Regions from separate parts of the Homo sapiens genome. Here region 2 is linked to region 1. Evidence: read pairs that join two places in POLR2A ChIA-PET (ENCODE). Cell type or tissue: MCF 10A. All regions are shown on one strand. Each heading gives the region's core, and the rest is flanking DNA. Links, peaks and the distances in the headings are about the cores only.

Region 1 (7,584 bases), core at 1,850-5,849:
GAGCAGCCTGGGCAACATAAGAAGACTCAGTCTTTACAAATAATAGAAACATTAGCTAGGCATGGTGGCACGCGCCTGTGCTCCCAGCTACCCAGGAGGCCGAGGTGGGAGAATTACTTGAGCCTGAGAGGTCAAGGCTGTGGTGAGCCATGATTGTGCAGCTGCACCCCAGCCTGGGCGACAGCGAGACCCTGTCTCAAAGAAAAAAAAAAAAAAGAGGCCAAAAATCCCCATCTTCAGGGGGCTTCCCATCAGCAGTGGGAGATAAACCTTCGCACTTGGTGGACAGTTCCATAACCAGCCCAGCATTTACAGAGGTGATACAGGAGGGTGCTATGGGAGGCTACGGGTGGTCTGGTCCAGTCCAGGGGTGAGAGAGCTTCGCAGCAATCCTGAGGGTCTTGAAGGATGGAGAAGATTCTTAGAGGAAGCAGGGGGAGGGGAAGGGATAGCAAGGCCCTGGGGCACCCAGAGCTCAGCCAGAATTGGAGCACTAAGGGTGGGGTCAGGAGCTGGTTCTTTCAGTCCACAAACATCCATCCTCTTATCTACCTTGCTCAACAAAGCATTTGGACCACAGCGAGTGTTTAGTAAATACAATGCTTTACTTAAGCTGCATGGGCGGTGGATAAGACTTTCTTGTTCCTGTAACAGATACACTCTGAGCACCTCCCAGATGCCAGGCCTGGCTTGGGGACCCCGGGGAACAAAAGCAACAAAGCCCCTGATCTCACAAAGCTTACCATGATTGGGGAGGATAAACCACCACAAACAAATACTTAGGACACTGTCAGGCAGCACTCGGAAGGAAAGAGAAGAGGCATGGTGTCTTACAGGTCACAGCAAGTCCTCTCTGTGAAGGTGACTCCCCACTGCACACTTCAGAACCCCAGAGGCAGATGTTTAGAGATGTCCCCTTTAGGGCCAGGCAGGCGGCTCAAGCGAGATTCTCACACCAGGTGCTAAACCACTTGCTTTAAGATTAAACTATTCCCCTGCTTGATTGCAATATATTTTAATATAGCCTGTGGCCCAAGCAAAAGCCACCCCACAGGCTGTTTAGGACCTAAGGGCTGTGAGCATTTGGGAAGTTCAATGCTACAGAATGTAATGGATCCATCCCCCATAGTATCTATAGGACTTACAGAATCATACAGGTACATGCTATAGGGTAAATGCAAGAAGGGAGGGTGTAGTGTCCAAGAGTTTTTAGCTAATGCTACATTTAGGTTCTCAAATGCTCCCATCAATTGAATTAGACCCCTGCCGACAGCGAAGAAGAGAGCCTGTGTCCTGGTAAGTTCACCTGCAATGGATGTTCCACTTGGTACACTATAACAAGTAGGAACTCCCTAGCTTCTCCACAGAAATAACCAGGATTAAGAAGTCTGTAGCCATTGAGTCCTTTTTCTATATACTGTATTTAAGTACATATTTCTGCACACAGCTTTTTTAAAGAAGATCTTACTGCTCTTTTACATGAATTTGCCAAGCAACATTCTTGGCCCTTCTTCGACGGTATCTCCAGCTATGTCTCATTTTCTGTTTGTTTGTCATTTTAGTATCTGTGCGCCCTGATGGTAGAAATGGTATGGTGATGACAACTCTTCTGGTATTTACTGTATTTACTTGTATTCCTTCTTCAGTGAACTACCTGTTTAAGCTCTTTGCTCATGTTACCATTGCACTATCTTTTTAGTGTTCTTTCTCTTTTTCTTCTTCTTCTTCTTCTTATTATTTTAAAATGGAGTCTCACTCTGTTGCCCAGGCTAGAGTGCAGTGATGCAATCTCTGCTCGCTGCAACCTCTGTCTCCAGGGTCTGGTCCAAGTGATTCTCCCGCTTCAGCCTCCGAGCAGCTGAGATTACAGGTGTGGACCACCAAGTCCGGCTAATTTTTGTATTTTTCTTTCTCTTTTTTTTTTTTTTTTTTTTTGAGACAGAGTCTTGCTCTGTCACCCAGGCTGGAGTGCAGTGGCACAATCTCAGCTCACTGCAACCTCCGCGTCCCAGGTTCAAGCAATTCTCCTGCCTCAGCCTCCTGAGTAGCTGTGATTACAGACATGCACCACCACACCTGGCTAATTTTTGTATTTTTAGTAGAGACGAGGTTTCACCATTTTGGCCAGGCTGGTCTTGAACTCCCAACCTCAGGTGATCTGTCTGCCTTGGCCTCCCAAAGTGCTGAGATTACAGGCATGAGCTACCACACCCGGCTTAATTTTTGGATTTTTCATAGAGATGGGGTTTTGCCATGTTGGCCAGGCTGGTCTCGAACTCCTGGCCTCAAGCGATTTGCCCACCTCGGCCTCCCAAAGTGCTGGGATTACAGGCATGAGCCACTGCTCACAGCCTTTTTATTATTCTGTTTAAATGGTGCTCTACATATTTAAAGAAACTTCTCTAGTAACCAACTATAGAAATTATCCCTGAAAGTGTAGTTTCTTTTTTTTTTTCTTTTTTGAGACGGGGTCATGCTCTGTCACCCAGGTTCAATCACTCAATCGGGGCTCACTGCAGCCTCCATTTCCTGGGCTCAAGCGATCCTCCCACCTCAGCCCGGTGAGTAGCTGGGACCACAGGAGCATGCGAGCACACCCAGCTAATTTTTGTATTTTTTGTAGTGACGGGGGTCTCACCGTGCTGCCCAGGCTGGTCTCAAACTCCTGGCCTTAAGTGATCCTCCTGCCTAGGCCTCCCAAGGTGTTGGTATTATGGGCATGAGCCACCACCGCACCTGGCCCAGTCTTCTTTTTATTAGTCTTGTATCAAGCATTCTCATAGAATTTGTTTTTTTGGTTTGGGTCTTGAGCCCGTGTGGAACTGTGGAATGTGCGTGTATATGTGTTTGGGGTTTGAGGAGGAAGCCTCATGTTACTGTTTGCAAATGAATAGACTTCCAGTTGATTGGCCTAATAGCATTTACTTAAAAATCCCTCCCATTTAAAGTGCTGTCTTCATCATTTCCCTGATTCCTGCATATTCTTGGATCCTTGCTGGACTCTGCCATGCTGTGGGTGAAACCATCTATTGGACACAGATACCAGATGGAGCGCAAAGGCCTTCGCCTTGTTTCTCTGCCTCCTCTCACTGACTCCACCCTCCACAAGAACTTTACAATCTCTTGGATTTCTTCAACTCTACACAATTCCCTCCTCCGCCAAAAAAATGTTTTTCCTTTAATTTTGAGCAGAATTACTCTTAATTTGTAGATGCCTTTTGAGAGATCTGAGATCTTTATATGAATGAGGCTGGTCCCTTTTAGGTATAGCTGGAACAACAACAAAAAAAGCCAGCTCTTTGGTGCAGAGCCCGGGGGCTAAAAAAAATAAAATTCCAGACAGGTGACCGAAGGATGGCCACAAGGGCATAGAGTCCTCAAATGACTCACCTGCGGCTCTGGCCAAAGGCTTCTTCCGGATTCTTCTGCTCAGGGCAAGGGTGTGGCAGCACCAGGCTCCCAGCCCTGAGGTGAGGTTGGAGCAGCACCCAGGATAGGGTGCAATTTATTTTCAGTGAAAGAATTGTAGCCTCATTCCACATAGGAACTCTTCCCATGGGTAGGAATCAGATGTATTAAAAAACAATCGCTAATCAGGTATTGATCACTTTTAGGCACTCTCATTGTTTGAAAAGTCATAGTAGCTTTCATTCAACAAGTATTTCTCCTACTCCTTCTGTGTCCTAAGGGTGGGTATATGGCAGTCTGTGTGTGATGATTACTTCCTGGCCTGGGAGAAAAGCAATGAGCAAATAAGTAGTAAGATGCATGGCCCAGCATCTGGAAACAGGGCCACAGGGCAAAGTAAAGCCAGAGGGGGAGGACACCTTAGGCGCTGGAACCATTTCTTTTTCTTTTCTTTTCTTTTTTTTTTTGAGACTGAGTCTTGCTTGCTCTGTCAACCAGGCTAGAGTGCAGTGGTGCGATCTCGGCTCACTGCAACCTCCACCTCCCAGGTTCAAAAGATTCTCATGCCTCAGTCTCCCTAGTAGCTGAGATTACAGGCAGGTGCTACTATTCCCAGCTAATATTTGTACTTTTAGTAGAGACGGAGTTTCACCATGTTGGCCAGCTGTTCTCCAACTCCTGACCTTAGGTGATCCGCCCACCTCAGCCTCCTGAAGTGCAGGGATTACGGGTGTGAGCCACCGCACCTGGCTCTGCTGGTGCAATTTCAATAGGCTTGTTGGGGAGGCCTCGCACAACTCATATGTTAATAATCACAACCTGGGATTACTCTATTTCTTTATCATTTATTAGCTTCTTGTCTGTATCTTGCACTAGAATAGGAGCCTGTCAACGGCAGTGACCTCAACTGTCCCCATAGGCCTGGTTGATGTTTAACACATGGCAGGCTCTCACTGCTGGTGGGAAGACTCAGTGAAGCTGCTATCAACCAGCAAGATCCAGGCCTCAAGAAAAAGTAGATTAATTCAGAGAGGACCAGCCACTGCCTTCCACACAGTGGAGATAGCCAACCTTAAACTTTAATGATCCATTGGTTTTGGTCCAGCGGTAGTTCAGTTCCACTGGATCTGGGGCCCTGGGCCTGGGATTTTGCATTTCTAGCAAGCTCCAGGGTGGTTTGGTGGCCCTGCCTGGGGATCACACTTTGAGCACAGCCCTTGAAGACATTCATTTAAGTGCTTTACAATGTTTGGCAAGTTTCCAAAGCTTTCCAGCTCTTCCTCTGGTCTCATTTAAAAGCACAGAATTGAAAAGGGGACCTGTTGTTAGATGGTAAGAAATTATTATTCATTTATTATTATTATTTTTTGAGATGAAGTCTCACTCACTCTGTTGCCCGGGCTGGAGTGCAGTGGCATGATCTCTGCTCACTGCAACCTCCCCCTCTCAGGTTTGAGCAATTTTCCTGTCTCAGCCTCCCCAAGTGCTATGATTACAGATGGGAGTCACAGAATTAATAAGTGCCTGGCTTATTTATTTATTTTGAGATAGGGTCTCACTCTGTCACTCAGGCTGGAGTGCAGTGGCACAATCATGGCTCACTGCAGCCTCAACCTCCTGGGCTCAAGCAATCCTCCCACCTCAGCCTCCCAAGTAACTGAGACCACAGCCTTCCACCACCACGCCGCGCTAATTTGTGTGTGTGTGTGTGTGTGTGTGTGTGTGTGTGGAGATGGGGGTCTCACTCTGTTGTCCAGGCTGGTCTCAAATTCCTTGCCTCAAGCCATTCCCCTGTCTTGGCCTCCCAAAGTGCTAAGATTACAGGCACAAGCCACTGCACCCAGCCCAGAAATTTTTATTAACGTGTACTGGGAGTGACGATCACACTGGGCGTTAGAAAAACAAACAAGCAAGAACGCCTTTATCTGCTTAGATGGACACTGATATATTTCTGGGTAAAATGATATGAGGTCGGGGTGTGTTTTACAATACTGAGAAAGGAGGGACGGGTGGAGGAGAGGGATGGGTGAACCCAAGCGGCAGAAAATGTGGCAGTTGGGACCCCCATGGGTAGGCCAGGCACAGTGGCTTACGTCTGTAATCCAAGCGCTTTGAGAGGCTGAGGCAGGAGGATTGATTGAGCCCAAGAGTTCCAGACCAGCCTAGGCTGTTCTCTACAAGACCCCGTCTTTACAGGAAATTTAAAAATTAACCAGCCATGGTGGCATGTGCCTGTGGTCCCAGCTACACGAGAGGCTGAGGCAGGAGGATTGCTCAAACCCAGGAGGTTGAGGCTGTAGCAAGCAGAGTTTGTGCCACTGCACTCCAGCCTGGGTGACAAAGCGAGACCCTGTCTCAATTTATAAAAAAGAAAAAGGGCCAGGCATGGTGGCTTACACCTGTAATCTCAGCACTTTGGGAGGCCCAGGCAGGTGGATCACTTGAGGTCAGGGGTTCAACACCAGCCTGGCAAACATGGTGAAACCCCGTCTCCACTAAAAATACAAAAATTAGCCGGGCATGAGGCACGTCTGTAATCCCAGCTAATCCAGAGGTTGAGGCAGGAGAATAACTTGAACCCAGGAGGCGGAGGTTGCAGTGAGCAGAGATCGTGCCACTGCACTCCAACCTGGACAATAGAGGGAGACTCTGTCTCAAAAAAAAAAAAAAAAAAAGAAGAAGAAGAAAAAGAAAGAAAAAGAAACAGGATCAAGCACAATAGCTGCTGCTCTTATTCTAATTAACATCAATATTATTTAAAGGGCAGGGTTGGGTGCAGTAGCTCCCACTTGTAATCCCAGCACTTGGGAGGCCTAGGCAGGCAGGAAGAATGCTTGAACCCAGGAGTTCAACCTGGGCAACATAGTGAGTCTCCATCTTTACATACAATTTTAAAATAATAAAAATTGGCCGGGTGCAGTGGCTCATTCCTGTAATCCCAGCACTTTGGGAGGCCGAGGCGGGCAGATCACTTGAGGTCGGGAGTTCGAGACCAGCCTGGCCTACATGGAGAAACCATGTCTCTACTAGAAATACAAAATTAGCCGGGCGTGGTGGCACATGCTTGTAATCCCAGCTACTCGGGAGGCTGAGGCAGGAGAATCGCTTGAATCTGGGAGGCAGAGGTTGCGGTGAGCCGCTATTGTGCCATTGTACTCCAGCCTGGGTAACAAGGGCGAAACTCTGCTTTAAAAAAAAAAAAAATAATAATAATAATAATTAAGGCCTGGTGGTCAACTGTTGTGCCTGTACACTATGTGTAGAAGGGTTTCGGATCAGACTCAGAGGTACTCATTTTGTGGGTCATCGTCTTCTCTTTCCTTTCTTCCTTTCTTTCCTTTTTTCCCCCTCCATTGGAGGGATGGTTTAATTTCTTTCTCCTCCCGTGACCACACCCAATGCATAGCCATCAAAATTCGCTGCAGAAAACCCTTGCTATTAGCATTTTCTCTTAACAACAATATTTACTTACAAAGGAACAATTCCACATCTAAGGGAACATTGTTTATGGTGGCTGCCTGGAAGTGGGGAAGGCAGGTGAGTGGTGGGTGGGTAAAGACAGAGACTTGCATTTTTTTCCACTTGATAACTTTGTTAGCTTTTGGTATTAATGTATTTTTAAAATCCAGGAAGGCATACGTACATTTTGGTTATAAAATACTCTTAAAATATGTATACGTGTATTGCCATGGAACACATAAATGTCCATCTTCCTGGCTTTTTCCCAGAATTGAACATTATTCCTGAGGTTAATAGGATATTTCTCTCAGACTCTGCCCTGGTAGGTGCTCTTCCCATACCAACAAGTAGGAATTGCCTCGCTTCTCCCCAGAAGGAAACATGGTAAATATCCTGTGAGTCCCTTTTCTATATATTTAAGTACATATATCTGCATGCAGCTTTTTTTTTTTTGAGGTAGAGTCTCGCTCTGTCACCCTGGCTGGAGTGCGGTGGCATCATCTCGGCTCACTGCAACCTCCACTTCCCGAGTTCAAGTGATTCTCCTGCCTCAGCCCCCTCTAGTAGCTGAGATTACAGGTGCCCGCCACCACATCCGGCTAATTTTTGTATTTTGTAGTAGAGATGAGGGTTCACCATATTGGCCAGGCTGGTCTTGAACTCCTGACCTCAGGTGATCCACCCACCTCGGCCTCCCAAAGTGCTGGGATTACAGGC
Region 2 (7,584 bases), core at 2,408-6,407, 380 kb before region 1:
ATACTTGCGGTGGAATCACAAGAGGTATGTCCAGGGATGCTCATCATAGCATCATCTGCGATGGCAAAAATGCTGAAGACGACCTATTAAGTCCATACACAGGGCAGTGGTTAAAACATGGAACTTTGTGCACTAGAAATCTCTGCAGATAGTCGACAGAAGGAATCAGATGTAAATGTGCTGATACAAAAAGATAACCTTTTAGTTAGGAAAGTGTGCTAGTCTTAAGTACACAGCTTGAGTAATTTTTCCATGTGTCTACACCCGTGTAACCATCAAGATCGAGATGGAACATTCCCGTCACTTGAGAGGGCTCCCTGTGCTCTTTAGAATCAGTCACGCCCTCTCCCCACACAAAGGAACCATTCTTCTGACTTTGGGGGCTGTTGAGTAGTTCTGCCTGTTCTTGAACTTCACAGAAAAGGAATCACATGGTGTGCGTTCTCTTATACTTGGCTTCTTTCACTTAGCATAATGTTCTTGAAATTCATCCATGTTATGTATACATGAGTGCTTTGTTCCTTTTCATTGCTATGTAACATTCTATTATAGGTTATAACACAATTTGTTATTCATTTACATATGGGACATTTGGGTTGTTTCTACTTTTTGACTAATATAGTAAAGCTGCTCTGAACATTCTTGTATGAGTCTTTTTGTGGACAAGCTGCTGAGGCAGTGGATAGGTGTATATTTAACTTTAATGAAAACTGCCAATCAGTTTTACAAAGTGGTCCAACTAATTTACAATTCTCACACCAGCAATGTATGAGAGTTCTTATTGCTCCCGGTCCTTGTCAACACTTACTAGTGTCAGGTTTTTTCTTTTTTTAGTCATTCTGGTGAGGGGTTCTCATTGAGGTTCAAAAAGATTTGTAATTTAAAAAATCAATATGCAAGACCATAGCTATATTATGACTTTTTTGAGTAATATTACATAATATAATACATATATGTATTTTACATATATAACAACATATTTTAACAATATATGCACTTATCTATAAAGAGGTTTTCAAAGAAAAGTTTTCTGAAATAATAAATATGTTACAAAGAAAAATTGGAATTGGGATAGGGAGGGAAGCTTTTACTTTTTGTTTATTTCTGTAATGTTTAATTATTTAATCATATCAGTCAAGTTTCAAAGCAAGAAATAGAAAACATTCCAGGGTTTAATGTAAGAAACACGGTGCTTGCAAGACCACTGGGAGCTTTGGGGACTGGAATCCAATGTGTTCTTCCAAGAAAGACTCCCATAGCATGCAGAACTGGCCTTGCATGGGGCTACAAACTCTGAGGTTGCCAATAGAACCACAGAGTTCGAGAGCACATGACCGTACCTGCTTCTCAACAATGAACAAGCTGGAAAATGCACAGGGGGTTGCAGCTGCAGTAAACCCCATCTCTCACATCCAAAAGGGGCAGGACAATGGCACCTGCCTCACCTTCCAAATTCCACACAGGTACATCCATTTAGCAGAATCTAATTCACATCCAGAAATCTAGCTGCAAAAGAGTCCAGGAAATATGATTTTCATCTTTATAGCCTCTGCCTTACAAGCAGGGATGCTAGAGGGAGGGTGGAATGGAGGTGGAGCATATTCATCAGAACACCTACCATGCTAACCTCGTGCAATTATATTAATGAAAGTAGGAGTTGTCTTGGGCTTAATCTGTACCAATTTTATTTTCTTCTTTACATTTTCATGTACAAAGACTACACATATGTGTGTATAAATTTTTGAACAAAAAGCAGAGTTGTTTCAAGCTGAATTGAAGGAGAAAGCAACCCTCACCTTTACTCCTCCCCAAGAAAGACCGAGAGACATCTCTTTGGAAGTCCCAGGGCTCATAGTAGTGGAGTTGAAAACCTCAACTCTGTGTTAGTTTGTTGATAAAAATCCACACTTCTGTAGCACCTTAGAATTCAGGTGCCAAAGTCAGTCAGCATCCCACTTGCCACTTTATTTATGACTGAGTCATGGATGAATCACTGGTTTGGCTTCTCTGTGTATCAAGAATAATGCAAGGAAGAAAATTAGTCAAGAAAGCTCCACCATAGGTGTCTTTTTTTAAAAAAAGCAATTGTAAATCAGATTCCTACCTGCTTGGCAAGTTTTCCTTCTCTAATGAATCCTTTTTGATTTCTCTGTGTGCTTCAGGTAGTTACTAGGTACACTGATTGTCTATTATTGATAAATTTTGAAGTCTAGCCAGGAACATTATGCAAGTTCCTTGGCCAGGACTCAGTCCTGTTACTGCTGAAAATGATTCTTTACAGCTCTTGGCTCTGTCTTCTGGGTTCTTGCTTCTAATCCCTGAATTATCTTTTCTTTTTCATAAAAGTAAACGTGTTTTTGCAGTTGAGTAGTTTATTTGCCAATAGAAGTCTTCAGTTCATCTTGTAGTGTTTCTTTTCTATTCAGTCAAAGCTGGCAATGTTTTTGCTAGTGAAATTCTCTTAAAATTTTTGCAAGTGTCCTATGAATCTTATTGACATTCACTCTGTTAGACAAAAGCTACACCCGCAAATCTCTTTTCTACTTTAGGATGCTATGAAGTGGCTGAAAGACTACACCTTGCATAGTTCTGAGGTCTAAACAAGAAAACCTTGCAGCCACACCTTAGTTTCATCTTTACGCTCTGTTTTTCTGGCTGTACTTTGGATTTTATCTTTGTCTCAAAATGTTTTTAAAATTTTCACATTGTCTGTTACCTTGACAGACTGGGCATTTTCAAACCCTGCAGTTTCTGCCTCTTTTGTAATAAATAGGTTTTTTTCTTCTTTAGCTTATCTTTCCTCTGATTTTTACTCAAAGTAGCAACGAAAATCAAGGTGGCACCTATACCACTCTGCCTGGAAATCTTTTTAGCTGGATCACCCAGTTCAGTAGGTACATTTTCTATTTTCCATGTTAACAAAATGTGCTAGATGTTCTGCTGTTCCATGGGTAAGAATCCCCTTTCTTCCAGCTTCCAGTAACATGTTCCTCAATTTTCTTCAAGATCTTACCAATAGCCTCCTTGAAGGCCATCATATTTCTGAAAACAGTCTCTTTAAGACCATTTAGGCTTTCCCTCACACTCTCTTCATGGTCTCTACAACTTTTTCCCACTCTTGGTCCCAAAACCACTCTCATATTTTTAGATTTTTGTTACAGCAGCATCTTGCTTCTAGGAACTAAATATTTATTAGTTATGCTTTGCTGCATAACAAGTTACCCCAACACTTAGGAACTTAAAAGAAAAATAATTGTTATCTCTTCTAGTTTCTCTGGTTCAAGAATTTGAGAGCACCTTGGATGGAATGTTCTGTTTTGGGAGCTCTAAGGGTGCATTCAGTTTTTAGCTGGGCTACATGCATCTGGCTGGAGCTAGGGACCCACTTCCAAGATAGTTCATTTCCTTGGCTGGCCAGTTGGTGTGGCTGTTGCCCAGCCTTCAGTTCCTCTCCATATGGGCCTCTCCACAGAGCTGCTTGAGTGTCCTCACAACATGGCAGCTAGCTTCTCACAGAGCAAGCAATCCAAGAGGCCAGGGCAGAAGCAGCAATGCCTTTTATGACCTGGCCTCAGAAGTCACATTATAATTTCCACTGTAGTCCTGATTCAACATTTGAGGGACAATATTGAGGAACAACACAAGCACATGAAGACCAGGTACTGCCGATCATCGAGGGCCATCTGCAAGGTTGGCTACTCCATCAGGAAGCTGGGAAACAAAAGTTATTTTAGAAATTAAAGTGAGAGTGCTACCTTCAGAGGGAGGACAGGGTTCCCTGTTGGAAGGAAATACTAGAAATGGAGTTTTGACTCCCTCTCTGAGCTTTCCTCTTCTTCTAGAATGAGTGTGAATTATGTATGTGCAGGGGAGTTTGATTGGCAGCTCCACTTAGCAGATTTGGGGCCTTTGGCAAGTGGCTATGTCTCTGGACCTCAGTCACTTCATCCATAAAACAAAGCTAATAATAGAACTTACACCATAGAGTCACTTAAAGATTAAATGAGAACATGTATATAAAATATTTACAAAGGATCTGGATGCAAAGTGCTTAGTAACTGTTAGCTGGCAATACCACAGCATGCAAATACAAATACTGCTCACAAAACACACCACAGCAATATTGGGGTTCTGACTCCATTGAGCTGTGGTTAGAATTTCATACAGGAACAGCAACTAAATGAAACATTAATTTGTTCATTCTCCCTTCAGATAATATCTGTGGTTCAATAGTTTCTGGGTGTTTTTAAAAGCCAATCCATCTATCAGCTAGTAACATTCTCAGGTTATAGTTGTTCTTTGCTACCTTAAAGAATTTGACATTCTTGTGATAGCAATCATACTATTGCTTTGCATTTATTCTGTTAAACAAATAAAAGCAGTAGACCTCAGTGTCATTGAGGAACAAGTACAGACTCTGAGCTGGAGGTGGGTTTTTTGGTGGGAGACAGGGGTCTCGCTCTGTTGCCCAGGCTGACGTGCACTGGTGCAATCATGGCTCACTGCAGATTCGACCTCCTGGGCTCCAACAATCCACCCCCTCAGCCCCCCAAGTAGCTGGGACTACAGGTGCACACCACCACTCCCAGCTAATTTTTGTGTTTTTTGTAGAGACAGGGTTTTGCCAAGTTGCCCGGGCTGGTCTCAAACTCCTAGGCTCAAGTGATCCTCCTGCCTTGGCCTCCCAAAGTGTTGGGATTACAGGCATGAGCCCCAGCATGTGGCCAAGCTGGAGGTTTTAAGGCCTCTATCAATTGGCTTCCCATTCCCCATCAGTAAGAACCTGGCTGCACCCACACAGGTCAGAGCTCTGCAGTAGGCATTCAGAGAAGAACACAGTGGAGGAAAAGGCCTCACGCCTTCTCCGTGGGGTTCCCAGTGGAGCTGGCCACACTGGACAACTACAAAGGCACTGAACACTGGGGAATCCTGAAGGGCCAACATCAAGGTCACCAACTTGAAATGCAGCAGCCCAGTTGGGGGTGAGCCTGTCACACCATACAGTGATGAAAGGCTACACAACAGGAACCACGTGGTATAGTGGTGAACAGATTCAGCTCTGGGTTCAAATTGCCTGGGTGCAAAGCTTGGCTCAAGCAATGACCTGTGGACGGCCTTGGGCAAATTTCATGACACCTAGGCCTCGATTTTCCTCTGTAAGTCTGTAAAATGGGGATGATGGTAATGATAGCCACCTCACAGGGTTGGAAATAAGATTATGCATGTTATTAAAGCATATTTTTAAAGACAAAATCATGACTCTTCTATAAATCTAAAACAAAGATTTTTACTTAACTCTTAAAATTAACCAGGCACTCAGTAAGATGTTACAAATAGTTCAAAGGATAATTCAAACACACACATAGATAGGCAATCAGAAATGCTGAAATGAATTTACCAATAGATGCAGAACTAGTTAATAGTCACAGAGCAAAAATAGTGTTTCCAGGGACAAAACATTTGCATTTCTACAGATGAAATCATCTGGCCGGCGCGGTGGCTCAGGCCTGGAATCCCAGCACTTTGGGAGGCTGAGGCGGGTCAATCACCTGAGGTCAGGAGTTCGACACCAGCCTGGCCGTCATGGTGAAACCCTGCCTTTACTAAGAATACAAGAATTAGCCAGGCACGATGGTGCACACCTGTAATCCCAGCTACTTGGGAGGCTGAGGCAGGAGAATTGTTTGAACCTGGGAGGTGGAGGTTGCAGTGAGCTGAGATTGCAACACTACACTCCAGCCTGGGCAACAGGATGAGACTATCTCAAAAAAAAAAAAAAAAAAAGAAAGAAAGAAAAGAAAAAAAAGAAAGCATCTGTATTACTATCAATAAAGACAATGAAAAGCAACGGCTCTTATAGAATCAGATAACTAAAGAGAATGTTAGAGATTTAGTAATCTTTTTCTGTCTATTTCATAATTCCTTTCTGACAGTGTAAACCACTTAGCACACGTCAAGTCTTCATAAACATCGTGATTGTGTTTGTTATTTCTTGCAAAGCAAGATTCTTTCCTACCCATCCTGTATTTTAGGGAAGGGAAGGAGGCAGAGAGGGTGGGAGGAAACAACAAACCAAGCTCATAACATTTTTTTGGCTGAGTTTGACACAGTTTGAGGTTAGGCTAATTTAGAGTTTTGGTCGGGGGTCCTCTTCAACTCCCGGGTTTGTGTATCATTAGCTTGGTCATTAGCTTCAAAGACTCCGAGCCTAGATTGTGGCTCAGTCCTATGGTCTGTCACTTCACACACAAACTCTTCCCTAAGCCTGGCCTGTGGACACTGAGCCGGAGGCTGGGATTCTTCAGTCTACACAGGTCGGCCAGGTCTTTGTCTTTACTGGCCCAAATCTTTGGAGGCCAGAGGGGATCGGGTTGGGTCACAGGTAGGTTCAATACATCTACTGAACGCACAAATGGAAATAGCTTAATCCTGCTGGGTGAAATGTTGTTCTTCATGGTGTGTGTAGTTTAACAGTGTGTCTCTGTACACTTCTCAAGTTTACATCTTATAGCCACAGGCTTGGAGATTGCATCTCTCACCGCTGGCTCCCTCAACACCCAAAGCACAATCCTGCCTCCAGCCTTTTGTATGTGCTCTTTGCTGCTAAGAAGGCTCCCCCGCCCAATTGTCTGCATTCAGGTCCTAGCTCAGTGTCACCTCCTCAGACTTTCCCTGCCCCTCCTATTTAAAGGAGACCCCCATCACTTCCCATTCCTTTCCTATTTTTCTTCTTCCTAGCATTCATCTCTCCCTGACACTATGTTACCTATTCATGGTTTATCATCTGCCTCTCTCACGACAGCACAAGCTTCACTCAGATGGGAAGTGTTTCGTTCTCTGCGGTTTCCCCACTGCGGAGGACAGTGCCTGGCACATACACACAGGCTGATTATCAATCACCAGAGATGTTTGCCATCAGAAGGGTTTTGGAGTTTGGGTGTTTTTCAGATTTTGGATATTTATAATATACTTACCAGTTGAGCATGCGTAATCCCCAAATCTGAGATCCCGGCCAGGTGCAGTGGCTTATGCCTGTAATCTCAGCGCTTTGAGAGGCTGAGGTGGGAGAGTCACTCGAGGCCGGAAGTTTGAGACAGCCTGGGCAATACAGTAGGACCCTGTCTCTAGTTTAAAAAATGAAATTAAACACACACACACACACACGCACACACACAAACTCTGAAATCCCAAATGCTCCAAAGAGTGTTTCCTTTGAGCATGGTGTCAACACTCAAAAAGTTTTGAGCTTTGGAGCATTTCAGATTTTCAGATTAAGAATGCTTCACCTGTAGCAGGTACTTAATGTATCTGTTGAATGGGTGAATGCAGGAGTGAGTGAATCATAACTTGCAGTCATGTCCTCAGTAATAATCGATATCCCTTTTGTGGGCCTCCTGCTTGCTACAGGCAGCTGCACTTCTTCATTCTTTGCTTATTGTCTACAGTTGCTTCTGCACTCTGTGGGCAGAGTTGAGCCATTTCCACCCTATGCTCCCCCAAGCCTGAAAGATTTACTATCTGGCCCTTTACAGAAAATATTTGCAGACATGTCTTAAAATGTGCATAGAGATGGCTGGGCACGGT

The links. ChIA-PET counts read pairs that join two places held together with the same protein. Peaks named below come from ENCODE experiments on the same cell type or tissue, not always from the same donor. Only the 100,000 strongest peaks of a DNase experiment are listed, where the experiment ranks them.
Region 2: POLR2A ChIA-PET joins it to region 1 with 5 read pairs; 3 of 35 experiments call an interaction of 5 or more read pairs at or near these places.

Annotation. Positions count from the first base shown.
Region 1 is chr20:56,602,537-56,610,120 of GRCh38, reverse strand. No RefSeq gene overlaps it. Among named protein-coding and RNA genes, the nearest start is that of TFAP2C, 23 kb to the left of the region's middle. RefSeq lists an enhancer at 2,647-3,846. In MCF 10A, for the core only: no CTCF peak of the experiment used is centred there; a DNase peak (open chromatin) is centred at 3,420.
Region 2 is chr20:56,979,883-56,987,466 of GRCh38, reverse strand. LOC105372683 (a long non-coding RNA gene) reads right to left here. Exons shown (of 4, transcript XR_936898.3): 3 at 2,105-3,711; 4 at 1,663-2,007. Among named protein-coding and RNA genes, the nearest start is that of BMP7-AS1, 230 kb to the left of the region's middle. In MCF 10A, for the core only: no CTCF peak of the experiment used is centred there; no DNase peak of the experiment used is centred there.